2 separate regions of the Homo sapiens genome follow, and region 2 is linked to region 1. The links are chromatin loops, found by intact Hi-C in ENCODE. Cell type or tissue: PC-9. All regions are shown on one strand. Links, peaks and the distances in the headings refer to the core of each region. The heading gives the core; the rest is flanking DNA. Region 1 has its middle 33 kb from the start of VPS33B-DT. Region 2 overlaps SV2B (synaptic vesicle glycoprotein 2B).

Evidence for each region. Hi-C counts contacts between places; a loop is a spot of excess contacts. Peaks named below come from ENCODE experiments on the same cell type or tissue, not always from the same donor. Only the 100,000 strongest peaks of a DNase experiment are listed, where the experiment ranks them.
Region 2: a loop joins it to region 1, with 13 times the contacts of the local background. A loop is called at or near these places in 3 of 110 quality-filtered maps.

The regions. Positions count from the first base shown.
Region 1 is chr15:91,054,567-91,057,483 of GRCh38, forward strand. No RefSeq gene overlaps it. Among named protein-coding and RNA genes, the nearest start is that of VPS33B-DT, 33 kb to the left of the region's middle. In PC-9, for the core only: CTCF peaks have their summits at 1,465 and 1,672; no DNase peak of the experiment used is centred there; H3K27me3 peaks cover 2,500 bases.
Region 2 is chr15:91,246,640-91,249,556 of GRCh38, forward strand. The region is part of intron 2 of SV2B (synaptic vesicle glycoprotein 2B); the gene reads left to right. Among named protein-coding and RNA genes, the nearest start is that of SV2B, 150 kb to the left of the region's middle. In PC-9, for the core only: CTCF peaks have their summits at 1,142 (motif pointing left) and 1,345; no DNase peak of the experiment used is centred there; H3K27me3 peaks cover 430 bases.

The DNA.
Region 1 (2,917 bases), core at 304-2,803:
AGTTATATCATCATTTTTGTTCCTCAGTTGTTACCAGTTTGACCTTTCTCATTCCATTAATTATTGATGGTATCTCTTCTCTCCCCATTTTGTATCATAAGTTTATTTTCACTCCTCTTCCTTCCACCTCCACTCACCACTTTCCTGATTTCATCAGGAAATTCCAACAGCTGATTTCCATCAGGAAATTCCAACAGCTGATTTTTGTCAGCTACATCTTAGCTTTTACACAGAGACGTCTGATTTAATTAACATTTTGCTTTGTAACAGAATTTTTGGACACCTGGTGCTTTCTGAGTCCATAAGGTTTCCATGGAGGAAAATTGACAAAAGATTCTTTCAGAGAAAACCCACAATTTCCCATTAACTAGTTTAGTGTGTTTTCCTTCCTTGCAACCAAATCATCCCAGATTAGTATACCCTCAGTCCCATCAAAGCTCCTGGGGACCAAAATGTCAGCAGCAGTAAGACAGAACGGCAGGATGAGACTTATTTGCATTGAGTTATGTTGGGTTGTTAGCTGCGGTAATAAAACCCTGGGATGTTTCCTCTCTGACAACTCTTTCTATTGTCACAAACATTTGTGCTAGTAGCAGATGGATAGGTCACATCAATTTAATGTAACTACTGTACTTTACAAGGCTCTGTCTTCATTAACAAAGATCAATTAAACCAAGATCGGCATTATGCCCAGGAAATCAGTGTGACATTTAACAAGAAGGATATTCTCGATGGACACACTTTGCCATAATTTTTTTTTAACACATATAATAAAAAATTGGAGGTGAAAACGAGTAGATATTTTGTAAGGTTTAGGCTGGAGATGGTGATGTTGGAACCTGGAATTCTCAATTGGTAGGAATGCTATCCTTGGGTTTGAGGAATCTCAGATCTTTCCTGACCCCTCCACACCTACATGGGCCAGAGAGTGTAATGAGGGACCCTTCCCTTCTGCGGACATTCATTCCTTTATTTCCCCCATATTCTCTGGAATCATGAAAAGAACCTGGATTTGAGAGTAGACAGTTTTACATTTGAGCGGCCACTTTACCATGACTTTGCAAGTGGAACTTGGGCAAGTTCCTTAATGTTTCTGATCTTCAGTTTCCTCAAATAAGGAAAATAAATAAATGCCTAATAGGTTCTGCTGTGAAGAGTCAATGAGCAAAGCATCTCATATGCCTGAGTCATAGAGAGCACATAACAAAAGATAGCTCGTTTTATTCTTATTATTCATCACCTTGAGACACATATTTATCTTAATATTTAACTTAGCTCACTTTATTATCCCATACCATTTGTAGTGAGAATGTATTTTTCCCCTGCTATCCTTTCTTCTGTGATAACTCCAACGTCTCTCCTCCCTCAGGGATATTCCTTGATTCTTGGATGCTGTCTCCTCCAGCAGAGAAAACCGGAAGACAAGGGTGTCCCAGAGTTTTGGCTGTTGTTGCTTGTCCTAACACACGATGGCACTGTTGAAACAGGCAATCTTGCCATTGGGTGCCATCCTCCCGGTACAATGCCCAGGGATCTTAGGGAACCAGGCAGGCACCTGCGTGGAATATAGAGATCCGGCAGCAGCTGCTACAGCCCATCTCAGCCTTGTGGAGAGATCACTTTTATTTAAGTACGGCTTGTGATGGAAACAGACCTGCAAGCCTATTGTGTGTGCAGGAGGGATCCTCACCCTGGTGTACCCGCCCGTGTCTGAGACTCAGTCCCACTTCCTTGTTTAATTGCTCTGAGCTTTGAGTTGACACATCCAGAAGCTCCATGATAAGTGATTTCTCTCCATGCAGACAGCTACCGTCATACTCAAGTAATTCGCATTCTCCTCTCTGGCAGTATTCACGTGCAGGTTCCTGCCACAAAGACGCCCTTGTAGGGAACCAGCTCTGAATAAAGCTTGGAAAACTCACACCTCCCTGGGCACATCTCTGCCCAGATGAGTTCCTTGGACCTGCATGTTTCTGCCCACACTCATGAAACCTGGTCTGGAATTAGCTGTCAGCGCTGAAGGAATGTTGGCGTAAACATCACTCGTCCACTTTCACCTTTTAACCAAATCTCAGGACTTTAAATGCATTGAGGGTGTTTGCCATGGGAAGGAGGGGCATGAAGAGATACCCAAGATAAATGGTTTAATCGAGAAAACAAATTGGCAAACTAGATGTATAACATGATCCCATTTCCCTGTTTTTTCTTTTGCACTTCTCTATTGTCTGAATTTAATGTATTTTACAAAGTGTATGAATTAGTTTTACATATAGGAAAACATGACAAAGATTTAAAAAACCACCCTATTCTGCCAGCAAGTTGGTTGGAAATAGAGGCTTCAACTGAAAGAAAAAAGTAGGGGGATAATGTGGGGTCTTTATCAGTATTGCTTTTGGAAAAATTGAAAAATCATCAAAATTATTTTTTCTAGTGATATATGACCCAGAATCAAATTTTAAAAGATTCTTTCTTTCTTCCTTCCTTCCTTTCTTTCTCTCTCTTTCTTTTCTTTCTTTCTCTTTCTTTTTCTTTCTTTCTCTCTTTCTCTCTCCCTCCCTCCCTCCTTTCCTTCTTTCTTTCTTTCTTTCTTTCTTTCTTTCTTTCTTTCTTTCTTTCTTTCTTTCTCTTTCTTTCTTTCCTTTCTTTCTCTTCTCCTCTTCCTTCCCCTCTCCTCTCCTCCCCTCCCCTCCCCTTCTCTTCCCTATCTTTCCCTTCCCTTCCCTATCCTTCTGTTCCCTTCCCTATCCTTTCTTTTCCTTCTTTCTGCAGTCTCACTCTGTCACCCAGGCTGGATGAAGTGCAGTGGCACGATCTCGGCTCACTGCAAACTCCTCCTCTTAGGTTCAAGCAATTCTCCTACCTCAGCCTCCATAGTAGCTGGGACAAAATTATCTTTTAAATCAGCACAAAACAAAAT
Region 2 (2,917 bases), core at 138-2,637, 190 kb after region 1:
GTATTCTATTTCCTTTGTTGTGTTACCACCAATTAAAAGTCTTTTCCACTCCACCACATCGCTCCTCCTTTCAACCTCCTCCTCCTCCTCCTCCTCCTCCTCCTCCTCCTTCTTCTCCTCTTCCTCCTTTGCTCTGCAAGTAGCAATCCTGGTTTTCAATTTCCTCAAAAATCTCAGTATATTAAGGGATCATTTCCCTAATATGCCACCGAGCTTGTTGAGTGAAATTGAGGGAAGATTGAATTTCTGGCTTTCTAACTAGTTCCTTATCTGCTTCACACTAAGGTAATTTTTGATAACTCCACTGCACTCTAATTTTCCAAATGTATTTTTTAAATTTCTTTTGCTAAAGACAGATTTTAAATGAGTCTAATAACATAGCCATTCCAGAGACATTGTTAATTTTGTATTTCCCTTCCCTGGTGATAGGCTCATTTTTCCTTCATTCTTCCTTTTCCTAGACTTCAAAGACAGCATTTGAGAAGCTCTTCTTATTCTCTCTGGTACCTCCATGACCTTGGACAGTGAGGTTTAGTAGTGAAAGCACAAGGCCTGGAGCCAGGAGACCAGAAATGCAGTGCCAGCAGGTCCTCGGCCAGCATTGAGGTTCTGGGCAAGTTATTGACCCTTTCTGGGGCTCAGCCTCCTCGTCTGGTAAAACTAAGGGGTTGGATTCAACATCTAACTTGTAAAGTTTTTCAATTTGTCTAGGTGTCTAGATCAGTCATGGGATAGTCAGGAGACAAATCATACCAGTTACTTGAAAAGAGAGATTTTAATGTAAAAATTATTAACAGGATGGGTGAAACGCTTTTGAAAAGTTTCACTGAGGTAGCAAATGCAGGGAGAAGCTACCTCCCCTAGGGCTTGGAGAATAAAGGAAAGAGATTGGAATGATTATAACTTAGAATCTTGAAAAGGGGTTCCATAAAGCTGCAACTCAGCTCTCTTAAGAGAGGCCCTGGCTGGCAGTTGCTGGTGTTGGAGAGGAGAATGAAGTGCAATGTGGCCTCTGCTAATTGGATGCAGCTGCTATCTAGAAAGGAATTGCTGCAGTCAGGCTGAAACCTACAGGGAACAGAAAGGACAGGTGCTTTCTTCTTTCCCCAGCCCTGAAGCCTCCCTCTAGCGCCCTCTATTGGCAGAGCCTAGCAGAGAGTGGCTGGCAAAACTGACCGGGATTTGTGGACCAAGTAAGGTCTAGGAGGGTGGCTTTGGAGCTGAGGGACAATAATTTCATAACTGCACAGTGTTCATTGCTAAGATTGCAAACTGGTAGGTTAGAAGCCACTTTTTTGTTAAGGATATCTTTATTATTATTATTCGATTCTTTTTAAAGTCATTTATCATAGTCGTACATATTTTGGAGCACCTGTGATATTTTGATCCATGTGTACAATGTCATAAAGATCCTTGTCACGCCTGTAATCCCAGCACTTTGGGAGGCCGAGGTGGGCGGATCACGAGGTCAGGAGATCAAGACCATCCTGGCTAACACGGTGAAACCCCGTCTCTACTAAAAATACAAAAAATTAGCCGGGCGTGGTGGTGGGCGCCTGTAGTCCCAGCTACTAGGGAGGCTGAGGCAGGAGGATGGCGTGAACCCGGGAGGCGGAGCTTGCAGTGAGCCGAGATCGTGCCACTACACTCCAGCCTGGGTGACAGAGCATCTAAAAAACAAAAAACAAACAAACAAAAAAATGCCTTGTATGGCCTTAAGTAGTTTAATCAAACATTTGTGTCTGAGTTTATGTTTTTAATCTGCATATCTTCTTCCTTGGAAATCCACAGTACTTCATCTTTCATTATTTACATTTTTAAAAAATTAATTTAAAATTAATGAATGGGAAGGCAACTTGGAGATCATCTCTAGTTCAGTAATCGGTTTATAAATGAGGTGATTAATACCCTCAGAAAGTGAGAGGTTTTGCTCCCAAATCATACAACTAGTGAATGAGATCTTTGGGTTCCAAGGCCTGGATTCTCATCATTATTTACTGTTTACAGGAGGACAGATGTGCTCTAGCCTCTTGCTACTCAAAGTGTGGTCCCCAGACCAGCAGCACTGGCCTCAGCTGGCAGCTTGTTAGAGATGCAGAATCTCAGGGCCCATCTCAGGCCTGCTGGATCAGTATATGATTTTAACAAGATCCCCAGGTGATTTATGTGCACAGTAAAGTTTGAGAAGTGCTGAAGACAGCTTTATTGAAGTAAAAGAAAAAATAGACTTTTATTGGATGCTAGTGTTTTTCTCTAGGGTGGACTCAGGGTGTGGGGTGTGGAGACTAGTTCTCAGCAAATCTCTGGAGCACTCCTCTAAGTCTCTTTTCCCTCTCCCTGCTTTCAGTTTATGGGCCCATACACATACATGCAAACACCCATGTGCACACACACAATCACACGTGCATGCATCCATACATCTACGTTTTCACACACACACACACACACACACACACACACACACACACATGTTTATGATCTGGCTTCTGTCCTACCTTCTAGCCTGAACCCTCACCAGATTCCCCTACATGAACTATGCTCTACTCACGCTAGGCTACTTACAAGAAGTTGCCCGAACATATCAGACTTTCTTTTTGCCTCAGTCACCAAATGGAAATCAGACTAAATTCTGTTTGTCTTTCAAGAACAGCTCAATGTCTTTCTCTTGGAAGCCTTCCCACATTGAGTGAATTATATCCAAGGTTTGCTCTTCTTCTGGGTTTTAATAATACCTGACAGATACCTTTATTGAGCACCTTTTTTCTCACTCATAGATAATCATACATTTTATTGTTTATCTCCTTGAAAGGATGGAACCATTCCTCACTTGACAAGCAATACTGGGGGTGAGCAGATGAAGAAAGAATGAACTAATGTAAAGAGAAGGAATCTAACAAATGCTTATCTGTAAAGAGCA